Regions from separate parts of the Homo sapiens genome. Here region 2 is linked to region 1. The links are chromatin loops, found by intact Hi-C in ENCODE. Cell type or tissue: dorsolateral prefrontal cortex. All regions are shown on one strand. Links, peaks and the distances in the headings refer to the core of each region. The heading gives the core; the rest is flanking DNA.

Evidence for each region. Hi-C counts contacts between places; a loop is a spot of excess contacts. Peaks named below come from ENCODE experiments on the same cell type or tissue, not always from the same donor. Only the 100,000 strongest peaks of a DNase experiment are listed, where the experiment ranks them.
Region 2: a loop joins it to region 1, with 4 times the contacts of the local background. A loop is called at or near these places in 5 of 110 quality-filtered maps.

Annotation. Positions count from the first base shown.
Region 1 is chr11:100,578,757-100,594,757 of GRCh38, reverse strand. No RefSeq gene overlaps it. Among named protein-coding and RNA genes, the nearest start is that of ARHGAP42, 100 kb to the left of the region's middle. In dorsolateral prefrontal cortex, for the core only: no CTCF peak of the experiment used is centred there; no DNase peak of the experiment used is centred there; H3K27me3 peaks cover 401 bases.
Region 2 is chr11:100,624,584-100,640,584 of GRCh38, reverse strand. No RefSeq gene overlaps it. Among named protein-coding and RNA genes, the nearest start is that of ARHGAP42, 55 kb to the left of the region's middle. In dorsolateral prefrontal cortex, for the core only: no CTCF peak of the experiment used is centred there; a DNase peak (open chromatin) is centred at 7,304; H3K27ac peaks cover 1,304 bases.

The DNA.
Region 1 (16,001 bases), core at 5,029-13,028:
CCTGTTAGAAACTCTCAAGAAAGACAAAGGGAAGACCAAGAGAGTGGTGTGACTATAGTCTCCTTACCTCCCATTTCTTAGGGTTTGTATCTACCCTACATGATGTCTGTGTTTCAACTCATTTATGTTTTCCAAGTTTATCAGCAGCTATGTCTCCGTGCTTACCAGTTGAGTGCATTTGTGAAACACACACACACACACACACACACACACAGCAGCAGCAGAGTGGTAGTAGGTGAGCCCAGATAGTGCCAGATAAGAAATCTTCTTCCACATTCCAGCCACACCAATGCCTTGCTGCTTCCTGAATGGAAAACGTTTGCTTTTTCCTGCCTCTGCACTTTTGCCTATGGCTGTACGAGAATTTTCTTCTTTTCACTATCTGAACATACAAGACTCAGCTCAAATGCTACCTCTTGGGAGGCTTCCCTTGTCACTTCCCCAAGAATAGATCTCTTTCACTTCTGAATGTCTCCAGTACTATCTATGCACAGCTTTTTATGGGCTTCATCATATTTTAAATTATTTTATTGCTTGTTTGTATGTCTACCATCCTTGTTTAAATTGTGTAATCCTTGGTGATAGGAACCATGTTTTAAATTTCTTTGTATCTTAAACTAGAGACCATCACGTAGCAAATGGTCAATAATACTTGACAAACAATATACAAAATAAACAATGGAGAACTTTATTTTGATAAACAATGATAAATTTGGTTTGTTTTGATAAACCAAATGATAAGTATCTTTACGAGGCAATGATAGGGTGAAAAAACCCATGGGCTTTGAAGTTAGCAGCAACCGTGAATTCAAATCCTAGCTTGTAATCAGATTACTAGATGTTTGATCTTCGACTAGCTAATTAACTTCTCTAAGCTCCCATTTCCTTAATTATATAATGGGAATAATTATAATTACTTTGCAGATTATAATTAGGAAGATTAGAAATAATATGAATTATTTAGAAAAAAGCTTGGCAGGTAATAAATTCTCAATAAAAAATAGCAATTATTATTATTTGCTTTATCTTCTTTTATACTTAAAATGTAGCAGACTTACAAAAACACAAATATGCGTCATATAGCTTAAATAGTAATGAGAAGAGGCCAAAACCAAACTATTGACATGCTTTAAACTGTACTGGGAGAAACCCAAGACATTCTGTTTATACTTTGGCCTTGGATCCAGTAAGCAACTGACCACAAGCTGCTGGATGAATGAACCGTGAGGATGTCAGGTGCTACTACACTGCTCAATGCAAATGCTTATCCAGGGGTCTCTGCAGTACTAACCACTTAGAAATGGCTCCATGCACAGATGGTCTGGGTTTCACTTCATTCAGTTTGTATAGTTTAGCATGGCCAATCTGTCACAGGGAATAATCCTACCCTAACCAGATGGAGGGATCAGTTCACCAAGTATTGTCTCATTCCCATTTCTAATGACTATAATTACATGAAACAATTTTTTTTTATCAAGCAAACATCTTTTACACTAAAAATAAAGCTCATGGTTAATTTGAAGGAATTCTTTGCCCAGGAGTTCTGGAATTAGTGAATGTCTTGTTGAGTGGGCAGCAGGGAACTGAGGGCCTGCCACCCAAAGTGAAAACAGGCCACAGTGCAATAGCAACCACTTGGGTAATTGGATGTGTATTCAGGGAAACCACAAGGTTGCCAAGGAGAAGTGCACTGCGATGCGCTGTTTAGAATAGAGCAAGTATTTTAGGGAGAGTAAAAAATATCCAATTCTATGTTGCCAGACATCATTTGTAAATATCTTTCTATCCTGGGAAGAAAGATGATATGCAAGCAAGTATGCCAATAACTCTTTTCAAAAAACACTTGTCAAAACTTGGCTAAGAAACCTAACATTGTCAGGGAAGCTGCTGCAAATGACGTGCTTCACTTTGTTAATATCCAACAGTTCTAGGGTTGCTAAACCGTGCTCTCCTCAGAGCCACTTTCTTGGAAGGCGTGTGAGTATTGATGTGGGTGCAACAAGTCCTGTGACTAGATTACCAGAGCTGGTTGTAATAACCTGGAAGACATAGGTGTAGCAGGTGCTGAAGGTGTTTTAGGCATGGGCAGCCGGTCATCCCCTAGGCTCCCTCCTTCCTATGTTCATCTCTTGACCCTTCCCTTTGCACACTCTCTGCTTCAGTTATTCTCTGCTGCTTGCAGTATCTACAACAGGTCATGTTCCCTGTTTTTCATTTCCGGCTGCCTTCTGCATGTTCTTTCCTCTGCCTGCTGGCAACACACCTGCTGAACTTTCCTCCTAGGTAATTCCTAGTTTCCCTTCAGGTCTCATTTTTCCTGAACACATCCTAAGATGCCTCCCCTCTGTTCTTCCATACCACCTGGTATTCCTACAGATAATCACTTGTCATATCGTCTATTACCTGCTCATTTTTCTGTCTCCCTATTAGCCTGAAACTCCTTGGAGGAAGGTGCTGGATTTTTTTTTTTTCAGTTAGATCCTTAATGCAGCAAGTTACTTAGGACCTAATGAGTGATCAATAAGTGTTTGTTTAATAGATGAATGAATAGATAAATAAGGGTGTTTCCTTGCAGCCTAAGAATACAAAAAAATTGACATGTTGTGTCAGCATGATACTAAAGAAATCAGACATGCTGGAAGTCAGACAAAAAGACTGGGTGGAAAAGGTTCACTCTAAGAAATCATATGTTTTAAAAGAATCTTAATGTATAAAGTGTTTCAAGAGTAATATAAAGAACTTTTAGTTCTTGAGCCATGTGGGACTAAGTTTCTGACAGGATGTCTCATCACCTCCAAATACTTTATTGTGTATTTCCAAAAAGCAAGAGTCTTTTCCAGTATGACACAATCCAGAGAATCAGAAAGTTAAATTGGATCACTATCTAATCCACAGGCCCAATTCCAGTTTTGCCAGTTTTACCAATAAAAGTCATTTATAGGAAATAGTCCAGCCCAGAATCAGGAATTGCATTTAGTTACCATCTTTCCTTAGTCGCCTTCAATCTGGAACAGCTCTGTAATCTTTGCTTGACTTCCATGACCTCGACACTTTTGACAGGCTCTTGTTTTTGTAGAATATTCCTTATTCTAGATTTGTCAGATTTTGTCATGATTAGGTTAAGATTAGACTAAATTGGAACATCACAGAAATGATGTTGAATTTTATCTTTGCATCATATTAGATGGCACATCATTTTGATTTGCTTTATTATTGTTTCTGTTAGCATTCATTACTTGAGCAAGGTGATATCTGCCAACCTTCTCCGCTGCAAAGTTACTCTTTTGTTCCTCTGTCTTAGAATGTTCTTGCTACTATAAAAAATACCTTGAACTTGGCAATTTATAAACAACAGAAATTCATTGCTTACAATGCAAGATTAAGGCGCCAGTATGTCACATGCAAAGACACACAGGCTCAAAGACAAGGGATGGAGGAAAATGTACCAAGAAAATGGAAAACAAAAAAAGCAGGGGTTGCAATCCTAGTTTTTGACAAAACAGACTTTAGACCAACAAAGATCCAAAGAGACAAAGAAGGGCATTGTATAATGGTAAAGCGTTCAATTCAACAAGAAGATCTAACTATCATAAATATATATATGCAGCCAATACAGGAACACCCAGATTCATAAAGCAAGTTCTTAGAGACCTTCAAAGAGACTTAGACCCTCACGCAATAATGGTGGGAGACTTTAATACCCCACTGACAATATTAGACAGATCACTGAGACAAAAAATTAACAAAGATATTCAGGACCTGAACTCAGCTCTCATCAGGCGGACCTAATAGATATCTACTGAACTCTCCACCCCCAAGCAACAGAATATACATTCTTCTGATTGCCACATGGTACTTACTGTAAAATTGATCACACAATTGGAAGTTAGACACTCCTCAGCAAATGCAAGAGAACTGAAATTATAACAAACAGACTCTCAGACCACAGTGCAATCAAATTAGAATTCAAGATTAAAAAGTTCACTCAAAATCATACAACTACATGAAATTGAACAACATGCTCCTGAGTGTCTTTTGGGTAAATGATGAAATTAAGACAGAAATCAAGAAGTTCTTTGAAACTAATGAGAACAAAGTTACAGTGTACCAGAATCTCTGGGATGCAGCTAAAGCAGTGTTAAGAGGGAGAATTTATAGCATTAAATGCCGACATTAAAGAGCTGGAAAGATCCCAAGTTAACAAGCTAACATCACAAGTAAAAGAACTAGAGAACCAAGAGCACACCAATCCCAAAACTAGCAGAAGACAAGACATAACCAAGATCAGAGATGAGCTAAAGGAAATGGAGACGTGAGAAACCCTTCAAAAGATCAACAAATCCAGGAGCTGTTTGTTTTTTTTTGAAAAAGCTAATAAAATAGATAGATCGCTAGCTAACTAATAAAGAAGAAAAGAGAGAAGATTCAAATAAACACAATCAGAAATATTGAGGGGGATATTACCACTGATCCCACAGTAATGCAAACAAGCATCAGAGAATACTATCAACACCTATATGCACATAAACTAGAAAATCTAGAGGAAATGAATAAATTCCTTGACACATACACCCTTCCAAGACTGAATAAGAAAGATTGAATCCTTGAATAGACCAATAATGTGTTCTGAAATCGAGGCAGTAATAAATAGCCTACCAACCAAAATAAGCCCAGGACCAGATGGATTAACAGCAGAATTCTGCCAGATGTACAAAGAAGAGCTGGTACCATTAATACTGAAACTATTCCAAAAAATTAAAAAAGAGGGAATCTTCATGCTAAAAACTCTCAATAAGCTAGGTATTGATGGAACATATCTCAAAATAATAAGAGCTATTTATGACAGACCCACAGCCAATATCACACTGAATGGGCAAAAACTGGAAGCATTCCCTTTGAAAACTGGCACAAGACAGGGATGCCCTCCCTCACCACTCCTACTCAACATAGTATTGGAAGTTCTGGCCAGGGCAATCAGACAAGAGAAAGAAATAAAGGTATTCAATTAGGAAAAGAGGAAGTCAAATTGTCCCTGTTTGCAGATGACATGATTATATATTTAGAAAACCCCATCGTCTCAGCCCCAAATCTCCTTAAGCTGATAAGCAACTTCAGCAAAGTCTCAGGATACAAAATCAATGTGCAAAAATCACAAGCATTCTTATACACCAATAAGAGACAAACAGAGAGCCAAATCATGAATGAACTCCTATTCACAATTGCCACTAAGAAAATAAAATACCTAGGAATCCAACTTACAAGGGATGTGAAGGACCTCTTCAAGGAGAACCACAAACCACTGCTCAACAAAATAAAAGAGGACACAAACAAATGGAAAAACATTCCATGCTCATGGATAGGAAGAATCAATATCGTGAAAATGGCCATACTGCCCAAGGTAATTTATAGATTCAATGCCATCCCCATCAAGCTACCAATGACTTTCTTCAACGAATTGGAAAAAGCTACTTTAAATTTCACATGGAACCAAAAAAGAGCCCACATTGCCAAGACAATCTTAAGCTAAAAGAACAAAGCTGGAGTCATCACGCTACCTCACTTCCTGACCTCAGGTGATTTGCCTGCCTTGGCCTCCCAAAGTGCTGGGATTACAGGCATGAGCCACCGTGCCCGACCAGGTTTAAGGAATTTAAAACATTTTATTTATATTTACATATATTGAACACCATGGCATCAGAGTGATATCTCCAATTTCAGTCTAACACCCTAGGGTTTAATGTCATTTTTTTCATTTCCATATTTGTAACTTTCTTTACAATACTGGCTCCCTTTATCCTGAATATGTTTAATAATTTTATCATTTTTTGCCTGTATATAACCAATCTCCCATTCCTGACACCACATCCTTCCTGTACAAACACCTTCCTTACTGTAAAAATGATTCTAGAAACTGGCTACAGAACTAGGCTAAGGCTCTGCCAGTAAATTCCAACACAAGTATTGCTGCATCCCTGCACTAAGGGGGAAATCTTGCATCAATTCATGGACCCCAAAAGAATCTGAAAACATGGGGTTTTTAATGTAACTTCTGCTTGGCTGAAAAAGATTTAGGTCCTAATCTTAGTGCTTGATCTTTTTCTTTCTCTCCCTAATCTACGTGGAATTTTCTAAAAGTACAAGTGAACAATCCCGACCACCTGTCATTTAAACGAAAGGAGATTTATTACTTTTATCCAAAAAAGCAAAATGTTACCTAGCTTAGCAGAAGTTTTGTTATGAAATTGCTGAAATTGCCTTGTGTTTTTATTAGTCCTGAGGTGTATTGCTTTTTTGTGTTTTACTCCCTACACACTTTAGTTATAAATTTGTAGGGGGCTTATGACTGTGTTGTGATTATGATGGGACAGAATGTTTTGTGACTTAAGACTGTCACTGTCCAGACCTCTAGTAGAAAAAGCTTTCTTCCTTTCCCTTCTCTTCCTTTCTTTTCTTCCCTTCCTTTTCTTTTTACTTCTTTTGTTTTTTCTTTTGTTTTCTTTCTCTCTCTTTCCTTTTTTAATTCATTCTTTCTTTAGTTCTTTCTCTCTCTCTCTCTCCTTCCTTTCTTCCTTCCTTTTTCTTTCTTTCTCTCTCTCTCTCCCTTACTTTTCCCCCCTCCTTCCCGTCTCTCCTTCCTGTCTCTCTCATCTTTTTTTTCTGTTTCTCTCTTTCTCTCTCTCTACTGCTATTTTTTGAGGAAGTAAGTAAGTCCATATATATATATATGGACAAAAAGAGGAAGATCTTTCAAAAAGGGAGTGGAATGAGATCTTTTCTTTTCAGAGAGGTCAAAGCAATCTCATTAGCCCCTAGAAATCCAAGGAATTGCAAAGATAGACAGTAGCTGAGGGTTCCATGAGGAACATCAGGTCCCTGTGGAATCTGAGTACAGAACACAGGGGTCCTCAGAGGAGAAAAGCTGTATGAGGGGCTAAGAGGAAGAGGAATCTCACGAAAGCCCCCATCAGGTAGTAATTATGGGGAGTAGTGTTTTGACAAAGTCAATTTCTCTGAAGTTGGCTACATGGAGACCTCAGGCAATGCACTGGTGCTGTGTGTGCTTCAGCAGTTCTAGTCTAATAGTCAGCAGTAGTTCTGAAAAGCCTGGCAGAGGGGAGACAGCCATAGCAGTACCTGGTGAGACTCCAGAGTTTTTACCAGTTTGGGACTAGACCTTTACTGGACTTTCTGTATGCGTTGGATTAAGTCCTTCTGAGGTTCCATGTGATACAAGAGACTGGGGCAGACACAAGCAGGTAAAAGTGAATCTTCTGATGTGGTGGTTTTAAAATACGTCAATATTGGGAGGCCGAGAAGGTGGATCATGAGGTCAGGAGATTGAGACCGTAATGGATAACATGGTAAAACCCCATCTCTACTAAAAATACACACAAAAAAATAGCCAGGCGTGGTGGCATGTGCCCGTAGTCCAAGGTACTTAGGAGGCTGAGGCAGGAGAATGGCTTGAACCCGGGAGGTGGAGGTTGTAGTGAGCCAAGTTCGTGCCACTGCACTCCAGCCTGGGCAACAGAGTGAGACGCCATCTCAAAGAAAAAAAAAAAAGTCAGTAAATTCTCCAACAGTATTCAAAAAGTGGAGACTATCTCCTCTCACCTTGGGTGTGGGCTGAACATAGTGACTTGCTTCTCATGAATAGAATATGGTGGAAGTGGTGATGTGTGATTTCTGAGACTACAAAATAATAGGCACTGTGGCCTTCTCCTAGCCGTTGTGTTTAGATCACTGGTTCTTGAGTCATGAGGACACTCAAGCAGCCTATGGAGGGGTCCACATGGCAAGGAACAGAGCTCACATGCCAACAGCCAGCAAGCATCTGAGGCCTCCTGTCAACATGTGACTGAGCCACCTTGGAAGCAGATCTTCCAGTTGCAGTCAAGCCTTCAGATAACTGCAGCTCTGACCAACATCTTGGCTGCAACCTCATGAGAGGTTCTGATACAGAACCCCACAGTTAAGTTGCTCTCAAATTCCTGACCCCGAGAAACTGTGAAATAATGTTTTTTTTTAAGTCACTAAATTTTGGGGTAATTTGTTCTACAGCAATAGATAACAAGTGTGCCTGCCAATCCAGAGATGGAATCTGTCATTTGGAATGCTGAGTAGATGTATGAGTTTTGCACTTTTGGAGATCTGGGTGGGATGGAAGAACACAGAGGCATGTGGGGTTTGGCAAAACCTCTCAAATTATTTTTTCAAACACTTTAGGTTTGGCAAAGGCAGATTGAATTTTGCCAAATGCTGTTTTCCTTACTTTAGAACCCTAGCATACTTCAAGGAAAATTTGATACATATGCTTTTGATTTACTTATTCTTAAGTCATCAAATTATTGTCTTGAAACAATTGATTAATGCCAAAGGAAGTCTTTTGAACCATTTAATGAAATTGTTGTAAAGTCCTCCCTGCATCTCATTCTACTTCCTTTGCCCCTAATGTCAAAGTCATATGATGCCAATATTAAATCGAGCCAAGATTTTGGAAATGTTGCATTTTGTTTCCTGTTTAGAACTTTGTGAGAAGGAGGTGGTTCAAAGATTAGCTAAAAATATAGTCTATTGTTATTGGATAATATGATCATAAGATCATAAAATGTTTTATTTCTATCTTTTCTTCAGCATAGGATTCCTCTTTTCATCCTTCTGGGCTGTCACCTACTCTCACCTATCAGCAAGTAGCAGGAAATGCTTCCCTTCATTACTGAATAACGCTAATAGGTTTTCCCCTAAGTTGTGATTAAGTTCACAGTAGGAAATGTGGTTATTATCCAGGGACATTATGCAATGGTGTCCTGGAAAAGGTCAGCCCTCTTTGGAGTCACCTCTCAAGGCTAATTGCTAGGCTTTTTGCTTGTTTTGGACATCCCAGGGTCATTGCAAATCCCAAATGCTGTAAACTGATTTCATCATTTCCATATCCAAACCTACTTTTTATTCCTGTCCTTTCTAACTCGGAGAATGGTACTGGACCCCCTCACCCTCTCATCTGAACCTTCCTCCTGAAAACCTACCCTCCACATTGTATATCCGGGGATCTACTTATTCAACAAACATTTACTGAGTGCCTAATCTCATTAGCAAATAAAAAGTGCTGAAGCCCTACCCCCCATGCAAAAAAAAGGCAGAAGTCAAATGGATATTGAATGGTTATACCAAGTTATGATTTTATTCTGGGCTTAAATGATAAAGTGAGATAGTATAGAACTGTGTGGTAGGGTTACTTCCTGGTGCTTGCCTTTGGCCAAGCAGAGGCAGAGAGAGGATGGCCACAGATAGAAACCCTTGGATAAGAACAGTGTCAGGATGGTGATGAGTTCATGCCCTCCACTGACCCAGAGGCCCCCAGGGAGCAGAAACTTCTTGGAATGTACGAAAATGACTCCTCCTTCAGGAAAGTGCCATTTGTAAATTGACTACACGTGTAGGGGGATAGCAAAGAGTTGTAGGGGGACTGACTTGGGATGGAGCCACTGGCCTAATTTGGGGACTGGCACAAGGTAGGGGTGAATGGGCAAGTGGGGTGAAGAGCGCCAGGACGTGAGGCTGGTTCATCTGCTGGCTGTTCAGAAGAGACACCTCTAGTCATGAAATCAAGACTCTTGCATAAGCATACAACAGACAGTTTAAAAATAAACCTGTCCTCATGCTTGCATTTAAGAGCTTTCTATTATTTTCTACAATACCCAGATGTCTAGGTCAACCACTATGTTATGGGACCTTGGTGGTAAGAACTATGTGACAGGTGTGTGTATCTTTATAATTTTCTCTAAAACATTAAAGAAAGCAGATGATATAAAAATCCTTGCAGTATAAGCATGGACAGAATAGAATGGATCCTCCCAGCAGAGGTGATGGAGATTAGAATAACTGGGCAAGTCTTCCCAGAGGAAATGGCAGCTGATTTGAGTTTGAAAAGACAGCTGGCAGTCATCCTAGTGAGGAAATGGAGTGGGGTAGAAAGGAAGGGCATTTCTGGCAGAAGTATCACCATGGGTCATGGAGACAAGAAAGCAGGGCTCATTCAAAAAACTACTGAGTTCATTGTAGAATATGGGGAAGGAATGGTGAGAGATGATTTAAGCGGGTTTTGTATTTCATGTTAAGGAATTTGGGCTTTATCTTGTAGATAATGGGGTATTATTAAAGACTCCAAGCTGGGGAGTTACATGATTAGATTTACTCTTTAGAAAAATTACGAGGCTGGCTGTTTGGCTGTTTAGAGGGGCAGTCTGGAGATAATAAGATCAGCTTGGAGGTGGTTTTAGTGATTCAGTAAAGGCATTTTGTGAGGCTTAAGAGAAGGAACTATGTATCTGAGAGCAAAGTAGACACAATTTGATGACTAATGATATATAGTTGGTGAAGGACAGGGAAGGGCTGAGAGTGACTCTTAAGTTTCTGTAACTGAAACATGGTGTTGCCATTTACTGAGAAGGGGAATTCAGTGTAAGGGAAGAGAGTATGTTAAATTTTGGACATTCTAGACCGTGGAACATCCAAATGGAAACATCCTGATACAGGTCTCCAGTTCAGAACATAGACATTTAGGTCTAGGAATTACCAACACACAAGAGGCTGTTGCAGTCATAAAAACAGATGTCCTCTTTCTAGAAGACTTTATATAATGGGAAGAGGGCTGAGGACATAGCTCAACGGCAGAGCTTTCTGCCTGGTATAACATGGTACCAATTTTCTGTGAGATAGTAATTCCTTCACATTTAGGAAAGTTGGATAGGAGAAGCAGTGTCCAGCATCCCTAGGCAGATTGCCTGCAGATGTGGCAGCCATTTCCAGGGGTCCTCAGTGGGATGTTGGAACATAGTGCTTCTAACAGCTTATGTGGTTGTCTTTGAAATTGGCTAGCATGATGAAGGTCTTCTAGCTTCTAGCTTTGCTGCAAAACTCAGAAATAATCTACCATTTCAATATCTGTTGCAGACATTTTCTTCAGCGTGGAAATTGCCAACTGTAGTGTTGCTGGGGGATTGATGGTATAGGTACCCAAATACCTCTAGGTATGGCCAGTTGAGAGAGACGGAAGGTGAGAGGGTGGTAGGGAGGCGAGACAGGGAGGTAGGTGTCACTCTTGGTGGCTACCCCAAATCTCTGACTTCACACACTGTGGATAATTCTGTCAGTTTATGGCCAGTATGAAATCCAAATTGTCTGGAGTACTGCAAGTACTTCAGATGAGAATGCCACCATTTTGGAATCCTTGATAAGAAACAGATCAGTCAGACTAGAAATTCACGTTTGCATAAGAAATTTTAATGTTACATTTGTCAGTGAAAGAAAAGGAAGAGCTATTCAATTCCTGAAATATAATAACTGTTGCAAAGATTTGAATGGTTGTCAAATGTTAAAAATATTTTTAGCACCTACTGTGACAGTGAAGTTTCCTGTTGATGTTTACTACCCAGTGAAAAAATTATGATGATAAAGTCTTGACAAGAAATTGTGAATAGCCATTTCAAGAATAAAAAGATTAAAAAATATTTGGGAATTTCAAACAAATTTAACATTTAAAAACTTTTCTAGTTCTTTCTATTTTATTTTTCCTACCATAAATAATACAATATAAAATGAAGGTAATTCCTTTTTCTTTTAACCCGGCACCCTTTAGATATCACCAAGGAGTGTCCAGTTTATCCCTGAATGTTATATAAATAGTTTCATTATCTATGTACACTACAAAGTAAAAAAGATTGGGAGCCACTGACCTGGGGAACACCAACATTTAAGGGGTGAGTAGAAAGAGAGTAGTCCTTGAAGGAAATTGGAAAAGATCAGCCAGAGAGAAGGTATCAAGTAAGGATAGAGCAACATCAAGGAAGCCAAGAGAGGTAAAGGGAGGGAAAGGTTAACAGAGTCATAAGGCATGGAGAGGCTGAGGAAGATGACTGAGAAAAGCCTTCTGTGCTTAGCACCTGGAAGATGATTGATGATCTCACTGAGGGCAGTGTCAGTGGGGTTCTGGGGATAGGATATGGTTTGCTATAGGCTAAGGGGTGAAAAGGAGTTAGGATATGGAAGCAATAAAGTGTAAATCTATTCTTTCAAGAAGCTCTATTTCAAGGGATAAAATGGATGACATCTAGAGGGAGAATCATATACAATTAATAAGAATTGCGTGGTTCCTCCACAGAATTGGAGAATAGAATATATTCATGGGTTGGCATAAAAGAGCCAGTTGAGAGGGAATGGCCATAGCTATAGGAGAAAGGGGAGAATATACATAATGAAGCCACCTCTTAGGAGATAGAAGGGAAGATCAGAGTACAGGGAAACAGGTTAGTCTAGAGCAAAAAGGATACCCTTTTGGAGGTGAATGTGAGGTTCTGATACCAACATACTACAATGCAGCTACAAGTAATTGAGGGCATATAAATCTTATAGCCTGGATTTTTCTTAGTGTACTAGAAGGTCAGATTAACCTAAAAGGAAGCTTGAAAGAGGAAGAAGAAAAAAAGGGAAAAAGGGAGCTTGAGAAAATGGTCAAGTTTGACACTTGGAGAGACTTGATATCGTAATGGTGCTCGCCTGAACAGGTGGATGACTTTTCTGCAACCATATTCAGTAAATGTAAGAGTAGAGAAGACAAGTAGGTGGGTTGATCCAAGACTGGGACTTTACAGAGTCACCATCGTGGAGAAGCTAGGTGGCTGGAACGATGAAAGTGCTGGAAGAATGGCTGATGAAATGCCATAGAGTTTGGGCAACATGGTGAGGGAAGTGAAGTTGCTTAATGTCTCCCAGGATATAGTGGGTCTAGGAATAAATCAGATGTTGGGGGAGAAGACCACATTTTGTGCCATGTTTGGGAGGGTGTTGGGAATTTTGTTTACAATGAAAGATGGTTTTGCAGACTCACAGGGGGAAAACTTAGGAAAGATAAAAGGCAATGAAGAGAAAATTCAGGAGAGAGGGAGCACATAGCAGTAAGGAAAGAGAAGAGAGAATCACAAAGGCTGGCATTTTGATTAGTTTTAGGCATGTTAAGATTGCCGGAATGGGAGGCATTAGCGGGGTCATAGAACTTGATGTCCTGGGGGGAATGCAGGCTCAATGCCACATGGTAAAAGGACCCTCATGAGGTTGGTGGGGGCCTTCCGCAAAGTCATAAACAGGATGTGGTGAGGAAACATTCACTGTCCTCCGAAAGCTGGAACTGCTTCAAGCCTCAGTTCCAACTGTGACTCCTCCAGGATGCTCTGTCTCACATGTCCCGGCAGTAAGCAAACATTTGGTTCATAAGGAGGCTGTGCAAAGCAATGTGATGTGGTAATATGCTTGACTGGCAAGTAGTTCCACTTTTGTGTCTCAGTTTCACATTTAAGGAAGTGTTCTGGGCAGGAGACCCCTGAACCAGTCAGCAGGTCCGGCTGGAGTTCCACACAATACCAGGAATGGTGCCCTGTGCAAACCCAGTGCCTCTGTAAGAGTCCAACCCTTTGCCTCTGGGTCAGTCCAACTAAAACGACAATTTTGGCTCAAAACAAAAAAGCATGTTACCACCTAACTTTGCTAGTTGAAATGAAACTAGAAAAACAGCCTCAAAACACAGGTAATTCTTGATTCATCTTTTTGTTTCTCCTGAGGGAATTAGGGTTTCAATAACTATATTATTTCTGTCCTTCTAAATGGGATATAATAAAGTTATATGATTTTTTGATTATTTAAGGTTCTGATGCTGTATGTATCCTTCATTTTGCCACAGTTATCTGAGGTGCTTTGATGAGGTACTATCTGTCAGGGAGTGCTATTTGAATCATCTTTGTTCAGGAATAGGTAAAACTGTAATGACATTATAAAACTTTTTTTTTAAAAAGCCACCAGGCATAAGAAAATGTTAATGCTTTTAATTATATGCTCTTAAAAATATTTTGTATGTAAAAATAAAATTTTGTTTATGTTAGATGTTTTTCTTAAAGTTTTTTTAACAGCTGACAACAGTAAAAAATAATGGGGAAGCAGAAGGGGTATATTTAATATTAATTGTGATACTAAGTATCTAAATGATAGCTCCACCATAAACTTCCTTCCATCTCTTTGACTCTGCCCCATCTGCTCATCACTATATAAGGCTTTCTGCCTTATATTCCACAGGACAGGGAACATATCTGGTGTTTTGTGGTATGCGTTTCCTATACACCACGAAAGACATTGCCCACCCCACAAAAATGTTCATCACACACGCACACACACACACACACACACACACACACACACACACATACACACATATTCAGGAGATTCATGCCTTGTGTCATCATCCTGTCTGCTCAAATCCCATCCTTAGGCTTCCACATTAAGTGCCCCTATTCTATAAGCAGGCATTCACTATAGAACACCAATCAATGCGAGGGACTGCTTTCATTATCTTTGCATCCCTGCAATGCTTAATGCCCAGCCTGGGATGGAGAAGGCATTCAATCATATTTGATGAGCTACACTGCCTGAAAGATGTGTGGCTTTAATTAAGGGTGTGTAGGGAAGAAGGTAGGAGTCTTAGGCAGTGGGTTGGTGGGAGAATGGTGGTTGAGGTGAGAACTGTTTAAGTAAAGGCCGGATGATTATACACAGAAGTTTAGAAGTTGTTTTCTCGAAGATCTCAGTCAACTGGAAAGACTAAAAAAGAAGCTTTTTTGTTGTTGTTGTTGTTGAAGAAAGAAATTCTAAATTTCTGAAGCTCAACCCTGCTTGTGATGTCTCATTTTATGTGAAAATTTGACTGGGCTAAGGGATGTCCAGATAGCTGGTAAAATATTATTTCTCAGTGTGTCTGTGAGGGTGTTCGTGGAAGAGATTAGCATTTGAGTCAGTAGACTAAGTAAAGAAGATCCACCCACCCTCATCAATGTGGTTGTGTACCTTCCAATCCCTTGAAGGTCAAAATTGAGCAAAAAGGTGGAGGAAGCATGAATTTTCACTTTCTCCTCTAGAGTTGAGACATCAATCCCCCTGCCCTCAAACATCAGACTCCAGACTTAAGCCAGTGACCCCTCCACTGCTGGTTCTCAGGCCTTTGGACTTGGACTGAATTATACCACTAGCTTTCCTGGTTCTGCAGCTTGCAGATGGCATATCATAGGACTTCTTGTGTGAGACAATTTTTATAATAAATTTCCTCATCTCTCTCTCTCTCTGTATATATATACTTATATATATATATATCAAGTACATATATCAAGTATATATATATATATACTTGATCTCTATCTATCTATCTATCTATCTATCTATCTATCTATCTATCTATCTATGTATCTATCTATCTATCTATCTCCTATGCTTTTGTTTCTTTGGAGAGCCTTAACTAATACACTGCTGATCATAGGAAAATATTGTATAAGCTCAGAAACCAAAGGCATGTCTAAAGAGTGATGTGAGTGAAAGAAATACTTCAAGGAGTGTTGAGACATAGAGTAAACCACAGAAGTGTCAGGACAATGACTACTGCCTTAAACAGTTTGCATGCGAAGCTGGGTCCCCTCATTGTTCTATAGAGCAAGGCAAGGCTTTCAAGGTAGTGGGTCCAGAATGCAGGTAATGCAGGGATCATTTCTTCCTAGGCAATGGCACCAGGTGACTCACTCCATAGCCCTCTCTGGTATTCCCTGGAGGAACAAAAACATGCTGCATCTGTGTAGAATTTCCATCCACAGTATTTCAGTTGAACCACTGTCAAGGTTAGAGGGAGCGCTGGCCTGCTTTCTCTGTAGCTCGTCTCAATAGGAGCTAGTGTGCTCAACTGGTGCCAAAAAATGAATTCGTGATGTAGATGACTAAAATAAAGCTGCTTGTGAAAAGCTAGTTTATACGCTGAGACAGAAACATAGTCTTAGCTGCAATTGTATTGACAGGGAAAAAATAAACAACAGAATAAATCATCAAATAACACTTGCTCCTTCTTTCTTCTCTACCCAGCTTTCCTTCTCTTTCATGCTCAACCCATGAACTCTTTGTGAGTAGTTTATTTTACCAAA
Region 2 (16,001 bases), core at 4,140-12,139, 47 kb before region 1:
GTGAAAAACAAAAAAAGTAGCATTTTTTCAAAATACTATTTTGACATACAGAAATCCAAATTTTATATCAATTTGTTGATGCTACAACCCCATTGATTGCAGGAAACACCACTAATGCTTGAGGAAAAAAGTCAGCACTTCCACATTAAATGTATGCATCAATTATAAAATTTATCACAATTTTAGAATGCTAAACAGTGAAAAGTATGTCTTAGTATTGTGGTTATATGGTAATTTGATATCGTTTAATTTCAAGGGAACTGTGAGCATCCAACTACTGGGAGACTTCGGTTCCCTAAACAAACTTTAGATTCTTTCATCTCTTAGTGTATAAAAGTTTATTTTTAGTAGTGGAGCCCAGAAAATGGTTCATCACATAAAAATATTGGTTATAACTGAGGAAAGAGCCCAACCATAAGGATCAGATTATAATCTATATTGTGACATTAATTGGGAACTTCATTATCTGGCCAAACCAATGACTCCAAATTCAATCCAAGAGCTAATTAAACATAAGTTACTGCTTGCAAATCACTGGGGGAAGGGTTTCTGAGATGTAAAGCTGAACAATATCTTATTCATTGTTTCGCCCCAGAGGAGCTTGATGAAATTGTTTTTTCTTTTAGTTTGCGAGGCTGGGGCCAGCTGGGGAGATTAGAGAAGAATGGGAGAGACTAGGGGGACTTAATTTCCACTCATTTTGACAGGTGAGAAGAGAGGTAATCTCTTGATAGCATAATTAAAATTAGAGATTTAGTGTACAACATGACAACGATAATTATAACATTATATTGTACACTGGAAACCTTCTAAGAGAGTAGTAGATTTTGGGTGCTCTTTCCACACTCACAAAAAGAGTAACTATGCGAGATGATGGTCATATAAATTTGCTTCACTGTAGTAACAATTTCACTACGTATATAGAAAAATCATGTTGTATACCTTAAATATATACAATAAAAAATAAAGGTGAATCAAGCAGAGAGACAAACAGTAGGGAGGTTTGGGACTAAAGAAAGAGTACAGGGGAGGAAGGAGGCAAGACAGGAAGTCAAAGAAAACAGAAGAGCAAATGCTGCAGTTAGGAGAAGCTGGGGAGGGGGCCGTGTGCGGACCTCTAGGTCAGAGCAGTCCAGCGATCTCTGATTCACATGAGAGCAGAGCCGCCTTGGCAGTGGGAAAATGGATGATGCACTGCAGCATAAACAAACAAGCTTCTCAAAGAATGGGTCACATGTCAAGAGAACTGAAAAACAAGAGCGGGCAGGCTCTGAAGCAAGTCCTGTGAAGAATTTTCTAATGAAGAGAGAGGCTACTTCCTGGAAAGCCGTCAGGGTTGTATAGAAAGTTTGTAAGTAAACAAATTTTTCAGGCTCAGCTGAAAACGTGTTTATGTAACACCTCTCATCTAAGGTCCGAGGAATGTTTCACTGACGTTTACATTTCTAGCTTGCTCTTTTTCCATGAGACAGGAATAAAATAGAAATGTGTTTGTGATCTGTTCCTTGTCCTGCAACTCCTATGAATTTATTTCCCTGAAGAGAGAGGTAATCTGGACTCAAGGGTTATGTTAACAATAGAGAGAATGGAATTTTAGATTCTTTGTAATCCCCAGTTCCAGAAGATGTTAGGCCATGACCAGGTTGGATGACTTTTAGCTAGTAGCACATCTAAGATGGGGAGAACAACCCTGTGTATGGGGACTCCATGAGGTTAAGGTTATGCTGAAGGTTAGTGACATCGTGCCCTACACTGCACTTTGCATTTCTCAAATGTGGTTTAGAGTGTTCTTGCACAATTACTGCATAGTTTTAGTTTCTTACAGAACTAAAATAAATATGAAATAAAATGAGGCATGTATTTCTAAGATCAAAATTTGATCCATTCTTTCTGGACACAATTTATCCAAGATTTCTCACATTTCCTCTACCTGTTGGTTTGCTTTTTATTTTTCACTCTTCTTGTTACTTCTCAGAAACAAATCTTACAATTAATAAGGGAGTTTTAACAAATTTCTTAGCAATTGGGATGTGAAAATAAACAATAAATAGTTAATAATATGTATGAGTCTGGGAAAATATACACAAAGTTTTTTTTTTTCTGCTTATGTACAACTCTTAACTGTGACTGTTTACTTCTAATATCATAAACACCATAAAGAGGAAGTACTGAGATTATCAGAATACTACCTTGATGGAAGAATACATTTGCAACTTTTTTTCTTTTTTGAGACGGAGTCTCTCTCTGTCGCCAGGCTGGAGTGCAGTGGTGCGATCTCAGCTCACTGCAACCTCCACCTCCTGGGTTCAAGCGATTCTCCTGCCTCAGCCTCCCGAGTTGCTGGGACTATAGGTGCCCACCACCATGCCCAGCTAATTTTTGTATTTTTAGTAGGGACGGGGTTTCACCATGTAGGCCGTGATGGTCTCCATCTCCTGACCTCATAATCTGCCTGTCTCGGCCTCCCAAAGTGCTGGGATTACGGGCGTGAACCACTGTGCCCGGCCATTTGTGACTTTTTTTTATTAGCAAAACATCCTTCCTATGGAGGGCTTAATCTCATATAGGAGAAACTTCCCATGTTAAAACACATTCTTGAGCTATCAGGACATCTGAAAACAACAGATGGTGCCAGAACAGTGGGAGCGAACAGATGGGATAAAGCAGAGGGAGAGGAGGAGTAGGAAAGCACAAACATGAGAAACTCAGCTGGCAGCCGGCGAGCAGAGAGGTCCAAGTGCATGCCCGCAGGAGGCAATGAGGACGTGGAACCTGATGGGATTTCAGAGACAATTCCGTTCAAACCCTGACTTTTTTTTGTGAGGAAACTGCAGGCCAAAGAGTTAAGAGATTTGACCAAATCACGGAGCAGAGCTTGCTCTGTGTTTCAGCGTTCAGTCTTCTAATTCCCAGTCCTGCAATTGTTCTCATGCATCATGTGGGTCTCTGCTGATCTAAACTTGTAACAGGACCCCTTCCCTATTCTAGCATTAAATAACAATCCTGAACTACACTCTTTTCTTTTTCTGAAACAATTGAGAAGGAACACATGTCTAGAAAACCTATAAATGACAAAATCCCAAATATGGAAGATGGGTATCCTATACAGCTTCATCTCCCTTCTTTATTTCTCTTGTGCCTGATGCTTCAGCCCTTAGCTCATTGTTTATCTCATTTTGTTTCTTCATTAGAAGGAAGCATTGCACTGTGATTCAGTGTGTGGACTTTCATTACCTGGGTTTGAATCCTGGACCCTAGAAATTACATATGTGACCTTGAGTGTGTTACTTAATACCTTTGTGTCTCAATTTCTCCATCTGCAAAACTAAAATAGTACTGACCTCCTGTTCTAGTCAGTCAGTTTCTATAAGAGTACCACAGACAGGGTGGCTTATAAGCAACAGAATTTTATTCCTCACAGTTTGGGAGGCTGGAAGTCTGAGATCAGGGTGCCAGTGTGGAGGGCCCTTTCTGGTTTGCAGACTGCCATCTACAGAAAGAACAAAAGAGCACTCTGGAGTCTCTTTTATAAGGGCACTAATCCCATTCATGAAGGCACCACCCTTATGATTTAATTACCTCCCAAAGGCCCCATCTCCTAATACAATTATACTGGGGGTCAGTATTTCAATGTACAAATTTCAGAGGGACATAAACATTCAGTACATTGCATTTCTCCTGGTGGCTGAGAGGATTAAAAGGTTTTAACTCAAGGAAAATGCTTACAGCAGGGCTGATATTCGGAATGCTCAAAATGTAGTCATGGTTATTATTCTTATGTGAACCCAAACCCTTGAAATACTCTTGCCTCTGCCACAAAAGGCCAATTCACCATTCATATCCTAGCTCCTCTGGAAGTTTTTCCAGACCCCAACGGGACGACTTGAATAACTTCTTTATGCTCCCTTGAACATACACTTTTGTCCATAAGAGCTGTTATACATAGTAGTATAATAGAAAAAATACAAGAAACTTATTATTTAAAACCTAAAATGTTTTAGAGCCACTTCTGCTTAAGGACTTTTTTTTTTTTTTTTTTTTTGGTGGAGTTTTGCTCTTGTTGCCCAGGCTGGAGTGCAATGGTACGATCTCGCCTCACCACAACCTCCGCCTCCTGGGTTTAAGCGATTCTCCTGCCTCAGCCTCCCGAGTAGCTGGGATTACAGGCATGCGCCACCATGCCCGGCTAATTTTGTACTTTTAGTAGAGACAAGGTTTCTCCACGTTGGTCAGGCTGGTCTCGAACTCCCAACCTCAGGTGACCCACCCGTCTCAGCCTCCCAAAGTTCCGGGATTACAGGCATGAGCTACCATGCCCGGCCTGCTTAAGGACTTTTACTAAGTTTACTAGATCAAATGAGTAAATAAATATCCATGCTATTTTTCTCTTGTAAAGAAGCTTAGGACAAAAATGTTAAGACCTTCAGCAGATTTTCTGGACTGTTAAAGGGCAGAGGTCCATAGTTCAGCAGGGCTCTTAATTACAGGGTCCCTGGATTTGCAAAGGTAGACCCTGAGACAGGAGATAGTGGTTGTGGTGGCAGGGAGGGGTTAGAGAGTCACATTGCTTTGCTTTTGGTGGCCAAATTGAGTATGAGGGGAGGAGCCTGTCTGCAAGAGTCCAGGATAAGGGAGAAATCAACGACTTTTAAGATGAGTGGGATCTGAGCAGTATTATGACATAAAATACAAACCTAGTGATGTCAGCTATAGATATAAACACCATGTATTAATGATGTGTGCTTGTGAATGAAGGAAAAGGTCTCAGTTCTATGGCTGGATTGGTGCTGTTGAATGCTGGGTCCCCACATATCACTAACACAACCTTTTAATAAGACATGATGTATCACTTACCTCGGTGAGGGAGCCCACCACCTCAATAGAACTTTGGTACTATCTTGGAGTGGGGAAAGCCAGATCAGAATTAATTGAGAGTTGAAAGTTTGGTTCAGTGTGAGGTATGCACAGGACAATGAAAATATCTATAAATTGAACTAATTCAACCTAAGTGGGACCTCAGGGCTAGAAGTTACTAGGAAACACGTAAGCCACCCTCAGAACTCTGGAAGGACTGGAAGAAACATAGGGTTGAGCATATGGTATGGAATTTAAGTCATTTAATCTTCAGCCGTCAGCAATAAGTCTTTCACTTTGCCACTGGCAAAGGTCAACAATGACTCGGCAATTTTTACCCCCACTGGGCTCTTTTCAGGGGTCCTCTGATTGCTACCCTTATTGCTGTTGCTCTGGCAGTCTTAGGAGACCCTCCACTCTCACCTGAATTCCTGATGCAGTTGTTACTTGGTGACCCTTGGCCCTTACTTTTCTCTCCAGCCTCCTCAGTTGGTGAGCTCTGTTCCTTGACATTGTGTTTCAGCTGCAAAGAACACCTCCAGACCCTCTGCTTGGAAAGTGCCCTTCTAGACCTTCCTCATGCCTGGCTGATGACACTGAGCAGTCAGCACTCTGCTTGGGTGTTCCTTCTCTGACACCTTTCCTGACACATGCAAGTGAAATCAGGGTGATACTGAAAATAGTAAATACAACAACTAGTACAGCATAGGCATTAGCCGATCAGAACACACACGAGGATGAAGCAACCTGATGTTCAATGTAACACGTTAGTTCTGAGTAGATTTGACCATCCTTGAGTGATGTGGCCACTGGTGCCAGCACACAATTTCTTGCACTTGCCTGTACCCAAGACCATCTTTCTCTGAGAGTGTAAGCCTCATGAGAGCATGGACCATATTTATTCATCTCTTTATCTCTAAAATGTAGACATAATATAGGCATACCGTTTCTTAACACTTATTAATATTAAATGTAAGAAATCTCAGAAAGAGCTGTTAGCAGGCTTGGCAGAAATAAAAATAGAGGAGGATATTTAAACATTTTACCAGCTAAGGAAACTGAGTATGACAGAGGTTAAGTAATTTGCCTATATTCCCACAGCTAGTATGTAGATTCAGAACCCAGAGTGCTTATCTCACTTTTGGGTCTTGGAGTCTCCATCCACTCTTGCATTGGGTGGAGTTAAGGGAGTGTGGCTGGGAGGAGTATGGGTTGCCACTGTCTCCTGTCCCCAACACACCGTGGCATTTTGACTAAATAATCTGGATCCTTCACTTACAGGTTCAGCCCACTCATTTCATCCTTTGTTCATTGTTCTTTCATTCCTTTGTCCATTGTTCTTTCATTCCTTCATCCCTCCTATCTTTTCTTTTTTCAATTCTTAACTGTTGTTTGAAACAAATTTACATAAAATAATGCTTGGAGATATGTTAAAGAAAAAAGTGAATGTAGGAATTCAAACAAATACTTAGGCACCAGTGTTCATAGCATTATTCACAGTAGCTAAAAGCTGGAAATAACCCAAATGTGTATCAACAGATGAATAAACAAAATGTATACATTCAATGGAATGTTATTCAGCCATAAAAGGCATGAAATTCTGATGTATACTACAATATGGATGATCCCCGAAAACATTATGCTAAGAGAAAGAAACCAAACACAAAGGGACAAATACTGTATAATTCCACTTACATGAGGTGCCTAGAATAGGCAAATTCACAGAGACAGAAGTAAATAGACGTTACCAAGAACTGGGGAAAGGCAGGTGTGGAGAGTTATTTAATGGGTGCAGTATAGAGCTTCTGTTTAGTTTGATGAAAAAGTTCTGGAAACAGATAGTGGTGATGATTGCATAGGAATATGAATGTATTTCACACCACTGAATCGTACTTAAAATGGTAAATTCTATGTTGTGTATATTTGGCCACAATTAAAATATAGTACTATAAGGCATATAATAAAACTAGCAGCCTCCCTGCAAACATCTTCTAGTTTCACTCTCTAGAGGTAACTAATTTTTGTTCTGTTTCCTTCTGGTATTCATCTTTGTATTTCTAAGTATTTTTATTTCGAATTCTTGATCACTCTTTGACAATATCTAATTATTTTCTGTTACTAAAAACAAGCACTTGGCTCCTCCTCTCCCCATTTCTGAGCCCCGTCCTCTCAATATTGTTTCTCTGTGTTTCTTTTTTCCGGTGTGATTTGGCCATTCTTCTTATGTTGGAACTTAAATTCTGCTGTTCAAGGACCAGTGTCACATGTTCTTGAGGTGACAGTCAGCCCCAGGTGCCCACTAAGTGGATGTGGCCCAGGCTACTTTGTTTTCTACTGGGTACATTTGTCCCTGGTTGGAATGCAACACTGCCCTAAATATCAACACACTTATCCGGGGCCCTGGCAGAATGCCAAGCTCAGAGAAATTCTCCGTCTTTCATAGCTAGACTCTAATGTGTGTATTTCCAACTGCTGGTTCTGGCTGGAGTCCTGCTTCCAACAGACTGATCTCTGAAACTCTCATGCTGCAGCCATGTGACTTCAATTGGTCTCACTACCTCGCCTGCTGCTGCAGTCTCCTCCCTGGAATGAGTCCTCACGGATATGGACAGTAGATAGAATCAAGGACAAGTTCACCATGTCTCTTTGTACTCTGTAATTAGGTTTATTGCTTTTCCAGCCTTCACTTCCCTAGTGCTTTCTGCCTTTCCTTTGGACTATGACACTGAAGTTCCAAAATAGCTCATCGCCAAGCCTTCCAATGTTTATGACAGAGAAACCTTTGGAACCAAGCCAAAATAAAGCAAAACAAAACAAAACAAAACTCCATCTTTTTCCAGAGATCCAAAGGGCAAAACTGAGAACTTGGATGAGGCTTGGGAGAGAAAATCATACATTCTCAAGAAAACACCGTGCCCTGAAGGTTAGGCTCTTGGAGGAAGTAGTTGACCAGAGCAGGACAAAATTATGTGCTAGCTAGAAGAAAAAGTGGGCAAAAATTCTGGATTTGAATCCTTGTCCTAAACTCTTTGGACTTCAGTTTTTTCCTCTGTAAAATAGTGATAATAATAACGTCCACTATACTTTTCTCACAGGGTTACTATAAAGAGCAAATGAAATAATATATGTGAAAGTATAGTAGCAGATGTGAATCTCAGTCCCAAATGTCAGGGGGCAAAGAAATACAACTTCATTTATTCATTGCAAGCTCCATTCTCTCCAATAGCAAAAACTTAATCTTAGTCACTTTAGAGTTCTTCTTCCTCCATTCCTTTGGTTGTACCTGAGTTCTTTGGAACTTATGTAATGAAATGCTTTCGGTATCTGGCTTGTTTGGTTCACTTCACAAATATCTGAAGACCTATTATGTGCAAGGCACTTAAACAAAAGATTTGCTCTTTTTCACAAGGAAGTATAGAATCCAGAGCTTTGCTCCTCTTTTTTGACTATACCTTAAATCCTTTAAGGCTCATCAAGACATCCAATTTCCTCTTGTAGAAAATTTCCCATGTTTTATCTTGCAGGCTATGCACTTCATAAGTATTTACTTCATACATAAAATGGGATGTGAATGGGGATTCAGACTTGTTCACTTCCTACTTTTATCGCTCATATGTGGTCAATCTGTTTGAGACCCATTTTATTTTTTAATGATCATTATGCCCCTTATGCATCTCAACAGAGGTGCAATCTTTTGGTATATATGGGAGAATTTCACAAATATATTTGTGATTTGTTAAGGCTGCCGTTATAAAGAAAGGAATATACATTAACAAATAAAGTTATACAGAAGCACGATTTCCAGGCAGTGCTCAAATTTTAGCAGTTTCCTATGGCTAGCAAGGGGCTTGTGTTCTGGGGTGACATTAAATATTCAATAAATGTACATTGAATGCAAGAATGAATAAAAGAAAAAGATAAAAAAGGAGGTGAGGTGAAATTCATATCAGCTAACTTGGCTATTTGCTAGTTTGATGGCAAGTGCCACTTTTAAATGATCCATCTTATGCCTGCCATCTTCCTACTCACCCCTCATGAAAAGTTGGCTCTCTTCAGAGTATCTGCTGAGTTCATTGTCTGAGACATAGTACTATTTTCTCCCTCTTCTGATCTGTTTTCCAGCCTGGACCACCTGCCTAGAACACCTTCCTGTCTTCTGCTCCACAGACAGCCTGCCCCATTCCTCAGCGAGCTCTTGGAATTGCACTGCACTAGAGGGGTGAAAACGCCTGCAGTGGCATTTCAGAAAGGGGAGGGTCCTGGAGTCCTAGGGGACAGCAAGGAGACCTTAATTTCATGCCTAAGATGAGTAGAGAGAGGAGCACTGGGGATTTGAGGGGAAGAGAGAGTGTGGCGGGCAAGTTACTGAATGTCCTTAAGCAGATCAAGAGGCTTTATCATTTAATCCACAGGTGACTGGGAATTTCCTGTAAGTTCCTCATGGAAACAGTCTAGTTGTGTGGGTTATTGTCTGCTTTATCTCTCACATGAGAAACAGAAGCCTGGCTACAGCTGCTCTCTCTTTTTCTCTTGTTGTTTATTATCCCACTGACCTTCTCATTTGTACATGTCACTGTCTGGATCAAAACATCTGTAGTAGCCCTCCATTCCCTAAATGCTATGTGTGTTGCGCATTCATGGCTCTGCTGAACCTGGACATTCCTAACCAGTGTGTCTTTAACTACCTACAGAACATGTGGGTGCTGCCAACTGACACAGTGAACCTTTGGCCTACCAGGCAGAACCTTGCCTCTGCGCCCTGATTCCTGCTATTTAAACTACTGAACACTTTCTCTTCTCAGTTTTCCACTTGCTAAGTTTTCCCTTCCCTTAAAAATTTCTCTCAAATTTGCCTATTCCCCAAATCTTGGTGATTTGTTTTCTGGGCTGGGTCATCTGCTTGGAACACCTTCAAACCAAATATCCCTGCACCTACCCTATTTAATTACCTGAGTCCTGATACCTATTGTAATGGCTTCCAAATTTTTTGAGTAAAACATTTTTTCCTTATTATAATAGTATCATATGCTTATTTTAGAAAAATTAGAAAATGAAGACAAGTGAAAAGAAGAAAATTGTAACACCTTTAATTTCATTATTTTATAACCTTCCTTCTCATGTCAGAACATTTCATGGATTCTCCAGAAAACAGTTGCACTTTTAGCATTTTGATTTAAAAATTGCATAATAAACACAAAGATACTGTGGTATCAGTAATTCTTTTAAATGAATTTATACTTTATTGTCATGATAATATCACCCTACTTTTGAAAAATATTATAGGAATTCATATATGACAAGGTAGATTGTCTAGATTGCATTTGAGTTTGGTAACACCCATTGCCAGGGCTCTCTTTGTGTTCTGAGTAGACAAGCTTCCTTCTTTTTTAATGGAACATTGTCATTCAGCTAGAAATCTGTAAATTCAAAAAGAAATAGATATTTAAATATACACATCTGTATAACATTTGCATAGCCATGCTTATATTTATAAACTTTTTATGGCTTATAATGTATATTATATATGCCATACTTATGTTATCTGTGTACAAGCCATGAGATCATCTGTTAACTTTTTTACATGCCCAGCCATAGAGTAGCAGAAGATGGTTAAAAAAAATTTAATATTTTTGCAAGGAATGTCTTGCATACTAAAAAGTGTTTATTCTGTTTTCCCTTGTCTCTGGCAGGCTGTGAAGCACTGTTCAAAATGCTCTTTTTTGGTGAAGTTGGGCCTATAGTCAGCTTATTCTCTCCATGGCAACCCACTGGGGACAGGCTGGGTCAGAGGTAGGCACCCAGACGTCATGTCCATCTGAGTCATCCAAGGGAGCTGAGAGGCAAAGAAGACAGAGCTATGGCTCTGGTGCTTTACCTTGGAGTGAAGGGGACACCCAGTGGAATAGCAAAGATGTGGCTCCAGTGAAAATTCAATCCAAACTTTGACTTTGGGGACATCATGACCACACTACCAAAAGTCAATCTGTGTTGCCTCAGGTTCTTCATGTTTGACCACTTTTTGGAGTTGTGTAGATTAATTTGAATGTCAGTAGGATAATAGAATAGTTACAGATATTAAAATAAAAATCTGTTATAATAGCAACCGAATGTCTCTCCATCTAGTGCCTATTGGGTTGTGGATAACAGTAAGAAAAAGCAAGTGAGAAAGTAAGAGAAGATGAATGTTAAACAGTGCTCTTAGCTCTGGGAAGGTAATCTGTAAAGCAGATAATAGAGAGTCTAATCCCTTACAGAGCTGCCTTCTTTCAGGTTTTCCCATTGCACGAATCGCTCAACAGGATTAAACTAATCACTTTTACAGTTCTATTAACATATTCAATCTGTGAAGTTACTATTGAAGCCCTAAGGAATAGCCTACTCAATCATTAAGTGCTCATGGCAGAAAAATCAATAATGAAGTTACCAAAAGCCCTTAACATTGTCATAAATAGCACATGATTATGTTCAGATGATCTGTTTAATTAATGCCAGTTTACCTTCTCTAACAGAAATAATTTTGGGTTTTTGAGACACATGGAGACCACCAAGAACAAGCTATTCTTTTCATTGGAAAAATTCTTCTCCCTTCTCTCTCCGGTCACAATATTATTTTGGTTCTCTTGAGTAACTCAGTGTCTTCAAAAGAAATTTATTCCATAGAAAATTAATTCCACAAGGTGATCCTTGAAAAATATTTTCTTTATCAAATGAATTTGGGAAATGCTGCATACTATATCCCTGTCTTAGAAATTTACAATGTATATGAATCTTAAATTTTTTCTAAGTTGAAGAAATCTGTTTAACTTTGTTCAGTAGCTCATTTCCAAAACTTACGTAATGAGATCATATTAAAAATATTTTACAGATTTTCCTACACCTGACCTGTAAATATGGTTGCCCCAGGGTTCCCACCTTTTTGTTTCTTTATTTTTTTATTTTATTTTATTTTATTTTTTTTTGAGATGGAATCTCTCTGTCACCCAGGCTGGAGTGCAGTGGCACAATCTTGGCTCACTGCAACCTCCACCTTCCAGGTTCAAGCAATTCTCCTGCCTCAGCCTCCCAAGTATCTGGGATTACAGGCACCCACCACCACACACAGCTGATTTTTGTATTTTTAGTACAGATGGGGTTTCACCATGTTGGCCAGGCTGGTCTCGAACTCCTGACCTCATGATCCGCCTGCCTCAGCCTCCCAAAGTGCTGAGATTACAAGCATGAGCTACCACACCCGGCCAGGGTTCCCACCTTTTGAAGCAATGAGTTTTGGTGCGTTAAGGGAAGGGTGGTGCAAATTAGAATGATAAAGACATTACTCTGTTTTGACTGTTAAATAATATTTTATTTTGGCCCCTAGGAAGGCAATAGTCTTGAGCAGCAGGCTTTGTTGAAAGTTAAGATTACTATAGGCCATAGTAGAGATATCTAAAGAGATGGTGGAACGTAGTCTTTGCCTTATGAAGGAAAGCCTGACCCTTCTGGATGGAGGAGTGGGAAGAAGATAGTTAAAGGGAAGAGGACAGATGGCCAGATATGTGTGGAATGGCTTCACTTTTAGGCTTAGAGCTTGTGGCGAAGGATTAGTAGATCGATAGGATGTGAGGAAAAGCCAAAGGAGAGGGTCTTTTGCCTCATTTTCTGGTCAGAACTCTGCGAGACCACCAATATGCTACAGTACCGACTAGAGGAGGGGTGGCATCAGAGTGAAAATCACAGTGTGGAGTGTTGGGGCAGACAGAGACTAAGTTAGTAGTTTTGAACCTCTTTTAGTTTCCAAATGGCATAGACAAGTCCTAGGAATTTTTATAAGACCTATGGGAGAGGAGGGAAATAGAAGAATAGATAGCCAGCAGGCCTCCTGCTGAAGATGAGTGAAGCAGGTCACTGCAGAAGGCAGAGGCAGGAGACTCTCCAGCCAGAGGTCCTAGTGAGGACATTGTAGGGGGGTCTCAGAGTTATCTTTACTACTGATGAGAGTAAGGTGAGGCTGAGTCAGCAAGAAAAGACCCCTGGGCTCTGCCTAAGCCAAGAGACTGGGTCTTGCACTGACCAGCTGCAGACATTCTCAGTGGCTGTTAGCAAGCTGACCAGTGCCCAGGCAGATGACGGACATATCTGAGATCAGAGAACCTAAAGGATAGTAAGAGAATCTCATGTTGCTCACTGCCATTAGGCATATAAAGTGTGGTGTCCTGCTAAATGTGTAGCCAGCTCTCTTTCTCTCTTTCTTTCTCTCCTCCTCTCGCAAAACAAAGTTCTGACTTACAGCATATGATAATTGCTGTGGAGTCAATACTGACACCATGCTTGATTTCCGGTTATCAGCATGTTAGTGAACACAGAGTTGGGAAGAGATGTGCATAAATGTCTCAGACTTCATGTAAACCCCAGTTTTTCACAAAACTTTTACCTGGCTGTCAAATTAAGAAGGGATGAGGGAGGAAGAAAAAGCCCAAAAGACTCAGATACATACTAGTTAATGTTACTCTTTCTGTCCCTACTCCTCCCAATGTAGTTAGTTTAATGGAAGCTTACAAAAAAGTTATATTGGAAAAACAAGTCTACATTAACTTTGCATATCTCTATGTAAAATTTTTTAACCCACTCCATTATTTAAGTACAGAACTGTTTTCCCCTCTGGGTTATCAATTTATGAATTATGACTTTAATAACTCTTTATCCTTCATTGATTTCTCTTCTGCTTACAAATTTGGGAACTCTTCAAGGCTCTGATTTTCTTTCTTTTTTTTCTGTTTTCCTTGGGTCTCTGTTATTGGTCTTCAACTATATGTTTTATTTTTTCTAAATTTGTGAGCCTATATCTCCAGTCTGACATCACCTTAAACGCTCAAATTCTCTCTTGTATATTTCTGTACAATTCTCTGTCTTATACATTTCTTATACAATTCTCTGTCATCCAATTAAACCAATATGTTCAGAATCAAATCTAGTTACTACTCTCAAATCAGTTCCCACTTTCCTAACTTAACCTTTTCACTATTCTTGGAATCATCCTTGTTCCCTCCTTTCACACTCACTTCTAAGCAATGTGTCTCTCACATTTTACCCTTATTTTCCATTTTCATTGCCTCAGCTGCAGTTTAAACATTCATGACCCCATTTCTAAATAACCATCCTAGACTCTGTGTATAATAATTTTTATTTTATTTATGTCTGCCGGGCGCAGTGGCTCATGCCTGTAATCCCAGCACTTTGGGAGGCCGAGGCAGGCGGATCACCTGAGGTTGGGAGTTCGAGCCCAGCCTGACCAACATGGATAAACCCTGTCTCTACTAAAAATACAAAATTAGCTGGCCATGGTGGCACATGCCTGTAATCCCAGCTACTCTGGAGGCGGAGGCAGGAGAGTCGCTCGAACTGGGGAGGCGGAGGTCGCAGTGAGTTGAGATCGTGCCACTGCACACCAGCCCTGGTGACAGAGCAAGACTCCATCTCAAAAATAAATAGATAAATAAAAATAAAAGGATATCTATCTTTTGTAAATAATAAAAATAGTTTATTACAAAAAATAGAAAATAGAGTTAGGACAAAGCCAAAAGCAACCAAACAAAAAAGCCAAAAATAAACAGAAATCCCACTGCCCACACATAACACTACTGTTAACCTCTTAGTCAATCTTAGTCCAGATATTCTGAGTGTGTGTGTGTGTGTGTGTGTGTATATGTGTGTGAGAGAGAGAGAGAAGAAGGGAGAGAGAGAAGGAGAGAGTGTATAAGAGTATATATTAATCACTTATAAAATATAATCCACATAGCACAACCATGGGATTATATTGCACATACTACAGTTAACCAGCTTTTACATTTAACAGGATAATGTGTCTGTTTTTCATGTTAAATATGCATTTAACAAACATGGGAACATATTATGCATATTATATTTAACCTTTTAAATTTAATAATATGTGAATATTTTTCATATCAAATTTACATTTAAGATTTTAACATCATATTCCACTAAATGGCCATACCATATACCATATTACATTTACTAATCCTTCATTAATGAATACTTAGCTGTTTTCAGTTTTGCACTGTGAGAAACATACATGCATATATATACACATCTTTTTGGGTGATGGAATTTTATACATACATAAACATATATACATACATTACATATATACATATATTACATATATACATACATTACATATATACACATATTACATATATACACATATTACATATATACACATATTACATATATACATATATTACATATATACACATATTACATATATACACATATTACATATATACACATATTACATATATACACATATTACATATATACATATATTACATATATACACACACATCTTTTTCGGTGATGGAATTTTTTATGCTTAGGTAAAATTTTCAATATTGAACACACATATACAAAGTCCCACATAGTGTGGGATGTAGTCAAGGGTGGGGTGAAAAGACAGTGAGGGCAAGCCCTGAGCTGCAGATCTGAGTGTGGGAGCTCGGTGTCAGGTTTCATGCGGCTGCGTTCCAGCACAGACCACAGAGGGGAATGAGAATTTGAAATTACAACTTTGCCTTTTAGGTCCCCAGAAGGTTATATTTTAAAAGGTTAAAAAGAAGAAGAAGGAGGAGGAGAAAGAAAACAACACCAGCCTAGAGGTTGCCTAATCTGTTCTTGAACACTTGGAATAGCAAGGAGTTCACAATTTTTCCAAAATTTTCCATTCTGTTTGTGCCTGTCCTTAACATTTGCAGGGCCCAGGTCAAGAGGCCCACATACCCACATACTATGTGCCTAAATATTTACAATACATTCTTCAAGCTAAAAATAAAGTTATGCTTTCTTTCAACTCTTGGCTCCATCCCATACTAGAAATTACCTTGAACATATGTGTGTGGCTATCTTGGCCCATAAGTCTGGGCTTTGTATATTCCTCTGTTGGGGACCCCCAGGCCTGGATGCCCATGTGTATTAGAAAGGATACTTGGAGACATGATTTGGGGGTTCGTACAAGGATAAAACTGTTTCTAACTGGTGGGATAGTTTCATGAAAGAAGGGCATTTAAAGTAATGACTCCCACAGGTGATAATGGGGAAGAAGGGAGAAAGTTTGTGTGAGGTGTGGGCAGAAGCAAAGAAACAAATACGTTCTG